Linked DNA regions of Mus musculus: region 2 is linked to region 1. The links are chromatin loops, found by intact Hi-C in ENCODE. Cell type or tissue: heart. All regions are shown on one strand. Each heading gives the region's core, and the rest is flanking DNA. Links, peaks and the distances in the headings are about the cores only. Region 1 holds the start of Zscan26 (zinc finger and SCAN domain containing 26). Region 2 has its middle 13 kb from the start of n-TSgct2.

Region 1 (8,338 bases), core at 130-8,129:
AACAAAATACAATCCCCTGCATAGTCTAACAATTTCAGCTAGATTTTTTTTCTTTTTCTTTTATTAGATATTTTCTTTTCTTACATTTCAAATGTTATCCCCTTTCCTGGTCTCCCTCTGGAAACCCCCTCTCTTTATCCCCTCCCCCCTTTCCCAGTTCACCAACCTACCCACTCCCACTTCCCGGCCAAGGCATTCCCCTACACTAGGGCTTTGAGCCTTCACAAGACCAAGGATCTCTACTCCCATTGATAACCGACTAGGCCATCCTCTACTGAATATGTAGCTGGAACCATGAGTCCCACTATGTATACTCTTTGGTTGGTGGTTTTCAGCTAGATTTTTATGAAGCTGCTTGCTTTTAATACTTTACCATTAAGTTTGGGTTGACAATATATTCATTTTTGCTTTATTCTGGAAGTATCCCCCAACTCTTATTTACTACTTCCTCTTTTGATCAGAAATACATACTGGTTTACTAAAATAGTTTTTCAAAATTCAGAGAAATGGGGGCTAGAGAAAACAGTTCAGTTGAACTACTTGCTGCCTAAGCATGCAGACCTAAATTCAACCCTAACAGTGGCATAAAGCAGACATGGTGGTGTACTTTTGAATCCCTGCACTAAGGAGGCAGATCCCTAGAAACAATTACAGACTGAGTTCGAGGTGAACAAGGTGAACAGCTCCTGAGGAACAACATCTGAGGCTGACCTCTTTTCACAATATGCACACACGCATACACACACACACACACACACACACACAGAAAGAGAGAGAGAGAGAGAGAGAGAGAGAGAGAGAGAGAGAGAGAGAGAGAGAGAGGTGACTAAAATGTGACTGTGTTATAGAAGTAGAGAGAAGAACAGAAAACATTACTATAGTCTGGTGGTGTGATTGGCAGTATGGGTTAGTACCTGGGAGATTTTTAGCTTTTTTGAGAATTTTTTCCTGTGGTTCTGAGTTCAGCTTCCTCCCTCAGGGTGTTATTGCACACTGAGCTGGAAAGATAAAAGAAAAGGTGGGGTCTGCAGGATCCTAGTCCAGCAGGGAGTACAGGGGAGCAGAGTTGAAGGCCTTCTTGAGGATTTTAGTGTTACGGCTCTATTAAATGATATTCAATGAAACAGCTCTCTTATATGATCTTATATGATATTCAGTGATTCAGTGAAACAGCTTGTGTACATACACCTTATGTGGTGTCAATCAAGGGCTACATTCATGAACCTTGGAGAGTGATGAGAGGTTCTTAGAGTGAGGCTTAAAGTTCTGGGTGATGTGTTTATAAAAAGGTAAGGAGAGAGGGAATAAGTTCTATGGGTGTGTAGTGAGTTATAGGGGAAGAGAGTAACCGCAGCAGGGCCATGCCAAGGCAAGCATCCCTTCCCCCTGAAGGACCAGCCACATGATGACGGTATAGTATAGAGTTTATGTAGGGCATGGGGAGGTTAGTTAAGAGGGTAGTAGAGGCAGAGAAAAGGAGAGACAGAGAGAGAGACAGAGACAGAGCGAGAGAGAAGTAGAGGCCCGCCATGAGCAAGTGGAGAGAAAAGAGGGAAGGGAATTGGGAAGGGATGGGGGAAGGATGAGGGGACAGAGAGCAAAAAGGGAAGAGCCCAAGAGAGGAAGAGAACAAAAGATCAGGAAAGAGAGGAGGGGGCAAGCAGCCCCTTCTATAGTCAGGCCTATCTGACTATCGCCAAGTAACTGTGGGGTGGTGCCTACGCAGCTGTTGCCAGGTAACTGTGGGGGTGGAGCTTAGACAGAAAGCTAACCCTGTGGATGCCTCCTTTGCACAGAGAAGCATTCCAGGAATACCAGGCGCTTGCTGAGCAGGTTCTTATCTGGAGGGAAGAAGTTGAACCTGGAATTTTCCCAAGGAATATGTGGCATTCCTTGGGTAGAAGATTGCTGGTCGGGCTCCCCAGATCAGACAGAGAAGAGAAGCCAGCCCTTCCACCATCACCACCCCAAGAAAAGGAGCCCTCCATTTCTCACCAAGCTCAGGAAAGCTGTTTGAACATGGTAGACTACAACCTTAGTATCAAGGTGCAACATCTCCACACTGATTCCAAGTCAAATCTTCAAATAGTGGAAAGAGGTAAAAGACTCTGGAAGTTGTCCTCTGACCTCCATATGCATGCTGTGGCTCACATGTGCACACACACATAAAGAAACACTTGTAGAAAACACACATTAAATAAAGTAAAAATTTAAAAATCTCCCTCTAGGTGTAGGACAAGATGAACAGCCACTGGGGTATTACTTGGCCTACACTCCTCTTTCTACCTTTGATATCCTGAGTTAGAAAGACACAGGGCCATCTTACTGGGATGATCCTACAAAGGAAAGCTGATTCCTAAGCTCCATTTCTGTTACATTTTACCTAACTGGGCAGGCATTCAGACCCTGCCTATCTTCTTCACCAGGCTTGAGAAGGTAAAGCCAGAGGAGGAAACAGGGTACCAGGACCCTTTCTCTAGCCACCAGACTCAAAAGCAACTGAAACTCAAATCTGCGTGGGCAGCAACAACTAGAAAGATATTGGAGCTGTATCCTCAACGGCCTTAGAATAGGGTCCCAAATCTAGGACCGCACATAGTTCTGACAGTACAACAAAAATCTAATAAAGACCATGCAAATTCTTGAAACAATTCTATGAGTTGTATCTGAATAATTCTATGAGTTATTTTCTGAAATAGGACTTATCGGTAATATACTCATGTATTGCCAATAATACTACTAATATAGAAGCCCCAGTCTCATACGTGCATTTATATAAGACCTGCAGGCAAATCTTGATATTTTGCTAGTTGTATACTCTGCTCTTCTCAGCCAGTACAGTCTGACGAATCACATTCCCTGGAATTCCTCCGGTTTTTATTACTAGTATTGGAGGATCCTTTCCATCTTTGAATGGCTGGAATCAGACTTAACAGTTTACAACTCTAAATTATACAGATGCTAGGACTTTGCAGGATTGGATGGCCTGAGGATGGGGCTTAGAATGTAGAATTCAATTATCTTTGGAGAGAAGAAGGACCAAGATGTGCCAATTTTCTTTCTAAAGTGTGTGTGTGTACGTGTGTGTGTGTGTTGTTGTTGTTGTTGCTGCTGCTGCTGCACAAGGTCAGAAGAACCCCTGGATGCCCTATAGCTGGAGTTGTAGGATATTATAAGCCGAGAGCCTAACCGCTGTGAACTGGGTTCTCTAGAAGAGCAGCAAGGGCTCTTAACATCTGGACCATCTCTCTGGGTTAAGATTTAAAAGCCCAACTATTGAAAGGTGACATGTTGCAGTAGGATGTCAAAGACTTGCAGGTAACTGGGAACTAGGAGACTTTAAACCATTTACCAGGACTGTTAGCCTGCAGGGCCCAAATCTGTCAGCGGGCTGAGGAATTACTGGGTTTCCTCCTCTAGCCTGGAAAGAAGAGTCTGCTTGGAAAGCAGTGACTAACAGTTAGACAAACGGGGAACAAAAATTTGCAATTCTCAGGCAATTTAACATATTCCTGGGTATGACAGGCTACTGTAGAATTTGGTCCCAATTTTTGACTCTATGGCTAAGCCCCTTTATGAAATTTTGAATGGACCCAGAAATAGTTATGGGTTTGGAACCTTTAAAAGGGGATTTGACATCTGCTCCTACCATGGGAATTTGGGGCTTGCAAAAGTCTTTTCAGTCAACATGGAAAGGATGGAGTCCTAATGTGAGTTCTCACTCAAATGATTGGAGGTGAACCTCAAACTGTGGCCTATTTATCAAAGTAAATGGCTAACAAGGGGGATTATAGGGGAGGGAAGGGTGGTAGGGGACTTTGTGTTAGACACTATAGGAAGGACTTAAACAGATGATTTGTTTGCTCTGAGTTAATCTGCACACAAAACATCTTAAAGCTGTGTTTGTTCTGACATGTTTGTTCTGAGTTAGCTTTACACACCATTGGCTTAGCAGACTGCAAAGCATATAACTGACACCACTATACATTAACCAGACTAAGCTCTGTTGAGTGCCTTCGTTCGAAGTCAAACAAGATAAGCTTAAAATAACAAAGTGAACTTCACTTTTTTTTTTCCACTTTTTTTTTCAGCAGCAGCAGCAGCAACAACAACAATAACATAGAAACTTTAGAAAGAAAATCGGCATATCTTTACCCCACTTCTCTTCAAATATCATTGAATTCTAAATTCTAAACCCTACACTCAGGCAACCAAATAAAGAAGGCACAGATAGGAGTCTTTGGAACTTGGTGGCAAAAGGGTGGGGAATGAAGAATAAACTTGAGCACTAATAATTAACTTTGGTTCTCTAGAATCCAACCTACATGATCATGCCAGCTTTTGCCTAAAGCCCAACCTAAAGATTCAATTGCTGTGTCTGTTTGCTGGTGGCTGTGATTACAGCCCGAGCTTTGTTATTCTAGTGATAGAGATGACATCTCTGTGTGAAAACAGTCAAACGAAATGGTCTGATTTATGTAAATGAAATCTTTCAACTTAGACCCAGTCAGGACACCACCGAGTTGAGTCCTGGTCCTCCCATCGTCCTAGAGCGGAGCCGGAAACTACTGGGCTGGAACGCAGATTTTGAGAGACGTGTGACTGACCCTGCGACCAGGGCGAGGGGGACGTACGGTGATCGGGTTCCAGCGGAGAGAGAACCCGCAAACTTGGGACTCTCGAGCGGAGGGTCTGGTTGATACACAGAAACTCTCCACACCTCGGAGCTGGGAGGACCAGAAGCTGGTGCGTGACGGAAGCTGCGGGGCATGGGAGAGGGAGGGAGCTCAGGACGTAGTTGGTGAGGCGGTTTCCTGCTGTTGCGCAGCTCAAGCTGACTGCAAGCTCCAGCGTATCTCCTACTTCAGCTTTCTGATGGCTGAGATTGCCAGCACTCCTGGGTTCTGTTGCTTTATTTTGTTGTGAGGGATTTTTCCCCCTTTTTTTGTTTGTTGTTGTTTGGTTTTAAGAGCGTTTCGTGAAGCCCGTGTTGGCCTCATCATTTGGCGGCGTATACTCTTAATTTGAACTCCTGTTTATCCTTCTATCTCCGAGCTCTGAGCTCATAAGCTGGAGCTGCCACACATGGCTTCTGCATGTTTAAGTAGTTACCACTGTAAGTAAATAGAATATTTGAGTAGATAATCCGAAATAGATGGGTAGACAGAGGCGGCTTTAAAAGGCATACGTGAGAGAACAGCGAATACAGAGGCCCTAAAGCTGGAGCTTGTCTGTCTTATTTAGGGATTAACGAGGGCACCAGGGTATTTCGAGCGCAGTGAATAAGATTGCCACAGAGGATAAGTAAGTGAACAAAGTGGCCATTTGGTTGTGTGAGGAACTTGGTCTTGGGTGATAGAAGGACATACTCAGACAGGTCTTGTAATTGGACACCCATAATGTGCATAGATTAGAGGATGAGCAGAAATGAAATCAAGAATGGGTTGCAAACCAAAGTTGGGTGCAATTAAAAACCTGCATCTGAGCATAGTGACTAATTTCTATAATCCTAGCACTTGGGAGAATTGCCCATTGTGGGCTAGGGAGTGAGAGCCTTGGGGAAAAGGAAAACTGGCAGGAAATCTGGCAGGAAGTGAAGACTGACTGTTGTAGTTGTGGCCAGGTGGATCCCACAGCTTTTGCTTCTGGATCAGATGTACACACACAAGAGAGAGAAGGAAAAAATAAATTCATAATTCGGGGGTCTGTAGATTTAAAAAAGGACCAAAGGTAAGTTCAGTCCACCGTTGGTGGTTCACGTCTTTAATCCCAGGTTTGGAAGGCAGAAGCAGTCAGATCTCTGAGTTCAAGGCCAACCTGATCTACAGGGCAAATTGTCGGACAAACAGAGCTACACAGAGAAACCCTGTGTGTGTATGGGGGAAGGGGTCTGGAGGGGGGGGGGGCAAAACCAAAAAAAAAAAAAACAAACCCCTGAAGATCAGCTTGGAAACCTGTGTAAAATCATAAATTCTTCAACTCTTCAAGTTTCGTCTGTAGTGTGAGGTCGTTCTTAGTGTGGTGTCTGTGGAGATTGACTAAGCAAGGGACGCACAGGTGGAGCAGCTCTGTTGGCTTGTTGACTGTGACATGAGCTGTGACTAATCAATAAGAAAAAGGTTAAAGGGTTTTCCCTGTAAGAGTGGGATATATAAGGAACCAAGAACAAACAACAGTGGTAAGTTTGGTCATTAAAGCATAAGGAAAATTTAGACCATATTAAATGTTAAACTTGATCTTGATGGTGATGGCAACTCATTGTGTGCAACATGCTTCATTTCCCCCGTAGGAAGATCTCAGGTGCAGTGTGGCAAGTAGTCCGTGTCGGGAAGACCAGCATTTAAAGCAGTGGTTCTCAGCCTTCCTAATGCTGCGGCGCCCCTTTAATACAGGTCCTCGTGTTGTGAGGTCCAACCACAAAATTATTTTCACTGCTATTCTATACCTGTAATTTTGCTGCTGTTATGAATTGTAATATAAATATTTTTGGAGACAGAGCTTTGCCAAGGGGGTCACGACCCACAGATTGAGAACCACTGAGTTGAAGTAAGAGACGTCTGAGTAAGAGAGCATGCCATCAAGAAAATACAAGGGTGGACATGAGGGATATGAAGCCGTAGAATCAGAAGAACTCAAGGTTGCTGGAGAGATGGCTCCGCAGTTAAGAGCACTTTCGGGTCTTCTAGAAGACTCAGATTCAAATCCCAACACCCACTGGAAACTCCAAATTCAAGAGATCTACACCCTCTTCTGGCTCTCTTCAGGCACACATGTGATGCACAGATATATGTGCAGGCAAAACATCCATGCACATTTTTGAAGAGAACTTGATTAATTATATACATACAGTATAAAAGAAAGGGAAGAGAATGCTCAGTCTTCTGCCTTAAATGGCAGGGTCACTGGAGTTCCTTCCAAAGACAGGTTAAACCACCACGGTGTATATGTATATATATCTAATCACATTGTAGAACTGAGTCGCCACTAATTTATGTGATAGGCCTGTATCAGAGTTCTTACGGCCTTTAAAAAGAGATTTGTTTTTTAAATTATTTATGTATGCCCAAGTACGTGCACTTGAGTACAGTTGTCCTTGGAAGCCAGGACGGTCCTCAGATCTCCTGGTGCTGCAGTTACTGGTGTTGTGAGCTGCCCAGCAGGGCTTCAGGGAGCCTCACTGGGATTCTCTGAAAGAGCAGGCTATTTTCTTAGCCACAGAGCCATCCCCTCAGCCCCTTTATTAGGTATATTTAAAGAAATAGGATCAATTTTTTTCTTTTATTGATTTTGGTCAACAGATGTCTAAAGAGATTTATTAAAATGCGAACATGACAGTTGAAAGAAGATTGTTTGGGAAAAGGATCATGGGGGGGCAACTGATCAAAATATATGTGTGTGACGTGTCATGAAATCCATTGTTGTACATAGTTAATAAATGCTAATTTTAAGAAGAATAGGAAAAATGCCAATGATTTATTACAAGGATTGTCTCATGATTATCAAGTCCTAAGATCTTGGGGAGATTTAGCAAGCTAAAAACAAAACAACAGATAATGGCATTATAGTGCAAGTCGAAACCCTGTGTGCCACAGAAGCAGGGTGTTTACTTTAAGTCTGAAGGCAAAGACTTAGGATCCAGGAGAACTGAATTCTCAGTTCTGAGTTGAAGGGAAACCCAAAACCTTAGTGTCTGACTTGAAGGTGCTACAGAGGAAGTCTCACTCATTTGTGAGAGGATGCGTCCTTTTGTTCTCCAACCTTCTGTTGATCTGGCAAGGCCTACTACATTGTGAAGGATAGACTGTTTTACTCTTGTCTACAGTCTGTTAACTTAAATATTAAATCTAAACTCATTTTAACCAAATATTTTCACCCAGGTGTCAGAAGTGACTTATAAACTAACCATCACAGTACTAACCTGATATTTTCTGACCAACAAACATCACATCCTTGGACTTTCTCAAGCCTCTATTAATAGGTCATGCTACTCTGAGCCTCTCACATCCTTGCTACTTGAGAGGTACGAATGGGAGGGTTGTTTCAGCTCAGACATATGAGGCCTCGTTGAGCAACACAGCAAAACCACATCACAAACAAACAAATACTAGTAATGGCTTTTAAATGTAATGATTAGGTTATAAGCTTCCTGGCTCGGCCTCTGGAATGTTGTGATGCAGACCTGAAGGACCCCATCTGCTTTAAATCTTTGCTGTTTTGTTTTTAATGCAAGCATTGGATTTCAAGTGGTTCACTTAGCTGTGTCTCCTTAATCTAGAACAATAACCTCCTAGCATACATCTGCTTTTTTGCTTTGGGGAAATTGGATTCATGCCTGTCA
Region 2 (8,338 bases), core at 161-8,160, 51 kb before region 1:
CAGGTGCTCTAAATTCAGAAGATGTTCCCTTCGTCTTCTACCTATACTATGGTGCCCATGCTATTTCCTTGTGAGTGCAGAATAGACTCGTTTATTTTGGCTTGCCAGTAATAGGTCACCATTTACTGGAGCAGTTACCTCCATCCACTCTAGATCCACTTTCCAGCAACTGATGAACATCTCTTATTGTTTCTCCATCCTCTGTAGCAGCATTGGAGGCAAAGCCATGGTAGGGAAGTATCAGTTCCCACCTGCTCCCCCAGAATGTTACTAATGGCCCTTGACAAATTTGCCCTGTATTTGACATTGTGCCTTTTATTAAAATAATTTAATTTAATTTAAAATGCTTTTTTTCCAGAACTCTTGACAATAGCACATTTACAGAAAAACTGGTTTCAATGGTCCCAGTGATTTTATTAATAAGATAACTTGAGGCCAACACTCCAAGCTAGCTTCAACAGCCGGAAGAGTACCAATGACAGGAAAGGAAACAGAACTGCTGGGGTGGGATTCCGGGTTGTGCCTGGTCACCTTTGGGGAAGTGGTTAGCTGGATGAACTTTGAGGAGTTGGATGAACCCAGTAGATAGGAAGAGACACTGTAACACTGCTTAAACTTGTGACACTGCTGGGCATTGTGGTGCACATGTGTTAATACCAGCACTGTGGAGGGAGAGACAGGAAGACATCTGTGAGTTCCAGCCAGAGCTACATAGTGAGACCCTATTTAAAGGCAAAATGAAGCAAGTAATGGTGCCAGGAATTTTTTCAAACCCCACTCACTCCCCCCCCCCACCCCACCCCCCACACACACACCTCTCATCACACACACCCTAATTTTGACTAAGTCAGTTAATCTCTCTGTGCCTCTATTGCCTCAACTGTAAATGAAGGTGCTTTATCACCTTCCCAGGGCTTTTAGAGGATTATGTGAACAGACTTGATTTACAAGTATATCTGTACATTCCTTGTGGTTGTTTCTTGCTCTCCTCACGTCCCTGGAATGCCCTGTTCTGCTTCCTGATTTGTTTCTACAGGTATCCCTTCATGAACCATGCTTACTTTTTCCTGCACACTCTTAGAAGATAACCTGGCAAGAAATGTCAGCTCTTGAAGCTGAGAGAGAATAACTATCTGTGGTATTTGAGTGAGATATTACCCATAGTCTTGGTCATTTAAATAATTGGTAGCACTGTTTAGGTCAGTGTAAGAGATATGGCCTTAGTGAAGTACATTGCTAGAAGCAAACTTTAAGAGTGAAAAGACTAAACGATTGCTAGTTGCCCTGTTTGCTGCTTGTGGTTCAAGATAATAGATCTGCTTCAGCCTGCTACTGTGCATCTCTGCCATGACAGACTCTTATCCCTCGGGGACTGAAACCCAAATAATCCCTTTTAAGTTGCCTTAGTCTGTTAAATTTATTTTGCTGCAGTAAAACACTATAAGCAACCTGGGAATGAAAGGGTTTGTTTGAGCTTACAAGTCTAAGACTTACTCCATCACTGAAGGAAGGCATGGCAGGAGCTCAAGACAGGAACTTGGAGTCAGGAGCTGATGCAGAAACTGCAAAGCAGTGCTGTTTACTGCCTTTCTCCCATGGCTTGCTCAGCCTGCTTGCTTATATAACCCAAGACCACTTCCCCAGGGGCACCACCCAGAGGCCCTCCCTCATCTACCACTAATTAAGAAAATGCCCCCACAGGCTTGCCTACATGCCAGTCTTATGGAGGCATATTCTCAGTTGTGGTTCCTTCTCAACCCTAGCTTGTGCTAAGTTGAAAAATAAAAAAATTAAAAAATAAAACCAACAACAACAGAATCTCACCAATCAGGACACTTGGCCATGGTATTTTATTACAGCAATGAAAAGTTACAAATCCACTGTTTCCAGTTCATTTGAGTAATATAATCCTGAAATGTGAGTTGTAAGTGCTAGTCTTTAACAATCTGTGGTCTTCTGAAAGTCCTGGAATAATTTTCAGAGAAGTTATGATTTTGAAGGTGTTCTCTCCATGCTGAGGAGTAAGCCCTTAAACTCTAGCAATTACTGTGAAACTAAATGACATCCCCAGTCTGAGACTTTAAAAAAACAAAACAAAACAAAACAAAACAAAACAAAACAAAACAAAACAAAACAAAAATCAATGCCAATTACTTCCTCTGGTGAGAACAGACATCCTGACGGCTTGGTAGAGTCTGCTCAGAGTGAAGCTGGAACGGAAAGGAATCCAACCTGGCTGTGACACATTCGTAACCTTGGTTGTTCAGGAACTTCGTCCTTCCCTTCTGTTCACCTAGGACCTCTGGATTGTGTTCACAATGTACAGTAGCCTCTCTACTCTAACATTATAAAAAATGCCTCTCACATTACCCTGACAATCTTATGGTTTTATGTTTAGCATTTATGGCCTTGACTTACTGGAACTGCTTCCTGTTGCATAAAGTAGGGATCCAGTTTGATGTCCTTCCAAAAGATTATCCATTTATTCTTATACATTTATTGAAGATGGTTCTTTTTCTTACTGTTTTCATTACACCCATCTCTGGACAGCTATACCATTTGTTTCCTTTGCCCCATATCGCATTATTAATGTGTCATGGCTTTATAATATGCTTTATAGCCCTTAAGGCAGGCCCCTTCTTTTTTTGTTTGTTTTATTTTCCTAGTTTTATTTTATATGAATGTGAAAATCTACTTCTGAAGAGTTGGTAGTTTTAGGGGAATACTGTTTAAATTTACAAATTATTGTTTTATGCTAAGGATAAAATCCAAGGCCTTGATTTGCTAGGCAAAAATGACTGGTTTACATTCTCAGCCACTGAAAATTACTTCTGAGATTGATCACTGAGAGCTAAAAGCCCAGGAGGTGATCCACCTGGGAAGGAAAATTCGGGTTGACATATGTCTCACCTCAGAAACTTAGTTTTCTTATACTTTAGAAGAGTGTTTTATTTTCTTCTCTGCGTGGTTAAGGAAATAAAAATGTTATTGAAGACGTTCTGAGTAATCATAGCCTCCTTTCTTCACTACCAGCTGGCCCGAGCTCACTAACCACAGAGATGAAAACCTCCGGCATCCTAGAGAGCACCAAGCGTCCGCGTGCCAGAGGGCGAGCTGAGCTCCTCTAGCCTGGCAGTTGGCCCTCTCAGTCAGTCAGTTTCTGGGTGAGTTCGTTACCTAGTTAGCACCAGGGTTTTGCAGAGGGCAAGCCTGTTCTTGCCTTGCACTTCCAGCCTTCCTTTTTTCGCGTGGGTCCCGTACTCTCCACCCCTCACCCTCTCCTCTCCTCTGGAGAGCCGGCTCCCTACCTGGGCGGGACCGGGGCGGGACCGAGGCGGGGCCCGGGCGGTTCCTCAGAACTGCAGTCTGTGGAGCGACTGGTTAATGCGGGTGAATACTGAATTTCCGCAGGGGGAGGTCCTAATTGTCTCTGCTCTGGGCTCCTCCCTTAGGTTTGTGTTCATCTTTGAAAATGTTACCCAAAGGGAATTTACTGTTACTGTTTTACTGATCTGCCCTTTTCACGGTAGCTTATTGGGGGTGCATACTGGGAGGGATGCACATTGCCACTGTAGAGACTGTAACTGGAAAAAAGACAGGAAGGCAATTATTATAACAAGAATTTGGAGGACAAATTAGCTTTGCTTTCCAGGGATGCAACTGGTAGCACTCTAGGTTCTCCGCATGGTCTGACTTGTAAATCTAGAATAGTGAACTGATAAAGCATTTTCTCTGTCACAGTTTTCACGGGGGACTAGACAACGCTTTTGCTAAGCTACTCTGTTTTCATAGCAGCAGCCACTACAAGAGCACGTTACAATGGACCACCTTGTTAGAATGAACTAAGCGTACCCCTCAACCCCCTTACAGTTAAAATGATTGGACTTTTAGGTGGTAACCATTTCTGTCAGTGATGTTATTTCTTTTTCCAAACTTAAATTAGCTTTCTTCTCTTTACTCATAAAATTCTTCATCTACACTATTTGCTAATCTCTTCAACATCTATTTTGTTTTAAGTTTATTTTAACGTTATTCTTAAGTGTTTTGTAAAGTACAGACTATACATTATTCTCTTCTAATGCCAGGGTTCAAACCCAAGGTCTTGTACAAATTAAGCAAGTTCTATACTGATGACCTGTGTCCCCAGCCCATACTCCTTAGTTTTATATTTGTGTGTACTCATTGTTTTCTTTACCTTTAAGAAAGACAGACATAAATAGCTATTTGTGTCAGATGTTCATTCTGGTAGTTCTGTGATGTTACTCTCTTGATGCGGGTGAATGAAAACATTTGATCTGTGATTTGGCTCCTGTTTGGTTAGTGCCCTCATATTGTGGAACAAATGCTTGAGAGTTCTAGTTAAGTCTGGATCATGTATTATTGCCATACTTACAGTCCATAAATTATATTTGCAAAAAAATGTATGTTTGTCATTACAGGAGTCAAGGCCAGAGTTGTGAGCAAAACATTAACTTTAAAAGATTTTATAAGGATGGACCCAGACCAAAAGGTCTCTATCATACATACTAAGGATTCTTTACCAATTCCTGAGAAAGAAAAAGTCTCTCAGTGTGAGGACAAGTTAGAAGACTATAATAAAGGCAGGCCCAACGAGGGCAAACGGCATAAATGCAATGAATGTTGGAAAATGTTTACCCAGAACTCAGGCCTCATTCAACATCAGAGAATTCACACTGGAGAAAAACGCTATGAGTGTTATCACTGTGGAAAAGCCTTCTATTAGTGTTCAACCCTCACTGTGCATGAAAGAGTCCACACTGGGGAGAAACCCAATATCTTTAACAAGTATAAGAAAGCCTTTAGTATGAGAAGACACTTGATTGTATACCAAAGAGTCCAAAATGAAGAGGAGCCAAATGACTGCAGTGAATGTGGGAAAGTTTTCGGTGTGAGCTCAGCCCTCATCAAACATCAGAGCATACATACAGGTGAAAAGCCATATGCATATGATAAGTATGGGGAAGTCTTCAGTGTGATCTCAGCACTCATCAAACATCAGAGAATCCATACTGGAGAAAAGCCATATAAGTGGAAGAAATATGGCAAAGCCTTCTATGTGAACTCAGTGCTTATTAGTCACCGGAGGGTTCACTCTGGAGAAAAGCCATGTGAGTGTGGGAATGTAGAAAAGCATTCAGTCAGAGTCAAACCGAGTGATCACCAGAGAATCCATACTGGAGAGAAATGCTACGAGTTTGATGAGTGTGGGGAAGGTTTCCGAAGATACTCTAACCTTACCAAACACCAGAAAGGACATAACAAAAGAAAATGTCAGCAGTGATGTACATGGGAAAGGTATTCTAGGTGCCTTTGGTTGCATCAAAAGAATATGACCAAAAAAAAAAAAAAAATCCACATACCCTCTCTTGAAATACTGAAGAAAAGTTGCTGGAAACAGCTTCATCATTGCACACAAGCTTCTGAAGTCACCTGTCCTCTCTTTAGAATTCAGCTTTACAACTCAAGATGGTTTGTTTTTATTTTTCTTAATATAAATCGTTTTCCAGAGGCCAGGGAAATAACTCAGCTCATCCAAAGCCCACATAAGAAACCCAGATGTCCAGTGGAGCAGGCATCTATAATCACTTTTCCTGAAAATTGAGGCAAAGGCAGGAAAAATGCCGCATTCAGAAGCTTCTGGTCCAGCACCTATAGTATGAGCACAGCTGCAGAAAGAAGAAACCCCTCCTCAAACAAGGGGGAAGACAAGAGCCACCTCCCAAAAGTTATCATCAGACATCCACATGTACACACTCATACATCATACTCATATTCCATAACTGTCAGTTTACTAAGAGGAAACAGGTTAAGCATTACTTTGGGCTAGGGAGATAGGTAGCAAGTAAAGGAGCTTGCTACCAAACCTTAGGTAGCAAGTAAAGGAGCTTGCTACCAAACCTGATGACCTGAGTCTCATTCTGGAGCCCACGTGGTAGAAGGAGAGAACTGACTCCTGCAAGTTGTCTTGACCTCCATGCACATCATAGCACATGTGCACATGCATATACAAAATAAAATAGTGTAAATGTTACTACATGCAAGCTTCTTGTTTTGCTGTTACCATGCTTACTGACAAAGATTAAAGTTTGAGTTGTAATATGGTTGATTCAAGAAAGATTATCCCTACTAAACCTAAGAAGTCCTATCTATTAATTCTGTGTTTCTTTTGATGACCACTGTGTTTTCCAGAGTAATTAGCTGTACTTCCTTGTGGCTTCCTGACCAAATAAACTCCTAACTTGCCTGAGATTCCTGAGCCAAAACAAAGTGAAAACCATGTCCTAAACAGTTTCTTAGAGCTTCTGCCTTCTGATTCTTGCAATTCGTGTTTCTCGAGGTGTATGCAAAGATAGATGTCAGAGTGGATCAGACTTGGGAAATGCTTGCTAGTTTAGGATTAGCATTAGTTTTAGGATAACTTTCACAGATTTATTTAAGCAACTGTTATGCTATACCCAGCATCAACTATGGGAGGTCAGATTTGAAAGGTGGAAGTTAATGAGCCAAATGTGGAGAATATTTATTATGTATAGGAGTCCCAATAGAGCTCTGTCTATCAGGCCCTATCTGAGTTTCCTCACCTTAATCTGTAAACCCTATTTGTGTACATGAGTTTGCACCTTAAACTTATTTTGTTTAGATTTGTACTTAACTTTTCATGCCTGCTTAACAACAATGAAATTCTTCTCACCCCTGAAATATGTATAAGATTGAAAATAAATTCCAATTACTATAAATTGTGGATTGTAGATTGAAGAGACAGCTTGGTAATTAAGATCATGTACTGCTGTTTCAGAAGATCCAAGTTTGGTTCTCAGCTACCACATTAGGCATCTCAAAACTGCCTATTACTCAGGGGATCAGACACTCTTCTGGTCTCCACAGGCATTTATTGCATACATACATTGCATACATACACAATAAAAGTAATTGTTTGTAATGGCAGGTTTCTTTGGTCCATGTTCTGAACAGGTAAGGGAAGGATTACTTTGACATAGTAAAGTAATGTTCATTTTCAGAAGAGGACTCTATGTAGAAAAGTGTGCACAGCTTACCCAAATTCTCTTAGCACTTTAGGAAGTCGTGCCGGACTCTCAAGTCCTGAGCCAGGTGGTAAGAAAGCATATTGTAAAGCTGTTGTTGCATGATAGCACTTGCCGCTCCGCAAGCAACTTTAAATGAGGAAGTCGGAGGCAAGAAGGCCATGGTTCTGAAGCTCAAGTTTGGGTGGTGGAGGTGAAAGGTTTGGTTTGGTTTGGTTTGGTTTGGTTTGGTTTGGTTTGGTTTGGTTTGGTTTGGTTTAGTTTGGTTTGGTTTTCTTTGTTCAGCTAGGGATCAAGTCTCATGTATGCTAGGCAAATGTTTTACCACTACAAACCCAGCTGGAGCTGAAATTTAAAGGAGAACCTCACATCATGGGGAAAATGTCAGAAAATAAAGTGTATACATATAGATAGAAGTGAACAGCCTCAGCAAAACACCAGCTATATCTTTCCTCACCAGAAATATATCTGTGCAAGTTCGAAAGTATAAATTATTTGATCTTCCTGCCTTTGACACTGAAAAAGAATGAATTTTCCCAGATGGGTCATCACCCTGTTATCTATCGTATTATTATCAATGTCTAGCATTTGCCCTTTTTTGACCTTGCTAACTTGGTGTGTTCTTAGAAAGGAGTTTTCAGATAATCATTTGGGCACAGAATACCCTCTGGTGTCAACAGTGAAGTGACCTTACACCATATCCAAACCGGCTTAACTGTAACAACTAAGCACTGGGTGGTGAGCGTCCTGAAGTCTTAGAAGGAACAGATTCTAGAAAGAGAAATTTCTGTTACTGAAATATTTAGTTCAGAGTATATATTGTAAGCTCAGAGATATTAGTAATAATTTGAGTGCACTGGGCCTTGTATCAGATATTAGGGATATAAAAACAAGTTGTGAAGAAGACTCTTACTTTCAGGAGCTTACAGTCTATCTGGAAACAGGAAAAGCAGCATTTAAAAACAGAAGTATAAAAGCAGTAGTTTTGCAGAGTAATTTTGTTTTTAAGACAGGGTCTCACTATGTAGGACTGTCTGGCCTGAAACTCACCGCGTAGAGAAGGTTGTCCCTGAACTCACAGAGGTATGCTTGCCTCTGCCTCCAATGGCCTGGGATTAAAGGTATATGCCACCATGCTCAATTAAGAAGTTATGGGTGCCCGGAAGTGCATCTGCTTGTCTCGGGCGAGATGGCTTCAAGGTTACTTCGCGGAGTGGGCGCTTTGGCGGCGCAGGCCCTGAGGGCCCACGGCCCCCGTGGCGCGGCCGTGACCC

What was found. A loop is a pair of places that touch in the nucleus more often than their neighbours do. Peaks named below come from ENCODE experiments on the same cell type or tissue, not always from the same donor. Only the 100,000 strongest peaks of a DNase experiment are listed, where the experiment ranks them.
Region 2: it touches region 1 in a loop (7-fold over the local background); 9 of 42 quality-filtered maps call a loop at or near these places.

Annotation. Positions count from the first base shown.
Region 1 is chr13:21,449,986-21,458,323 of GRCm38, reverse strand. Zscan26 (zinc finger and SCAN domain containing 26) reads left to right here and starts at 4,597. Exons shown (of 6, transcript NM_001347491.1): 1 at 4,597-4,746. In heart, for the core only: no CTCF peak of the experiment used is centred there; a DNase peak (open chromatin) is centred at 4,593; H3K4me3 peaks cover 1,784 bases; H3K27ac peaks cover 2,555 bases.
Region 2 is chr13:21,501,334-21,509,671 of GRCm38, reverse strand. It overlaps the pseudogene Cox5b-ps and the pseudogene Zfp389. Among named protein-coding and RNA genes, the nearest start is that of n-TSgct2, 13 kb to the right of the region's middle. In heart, for the core only: no CTCF peak of the experiment used is centred there; a DNase peak (open chromatin) is centred at 3,331; H3K4me3 peaks cover 1,154 bases; H3K27ac peaks cover 668 bases.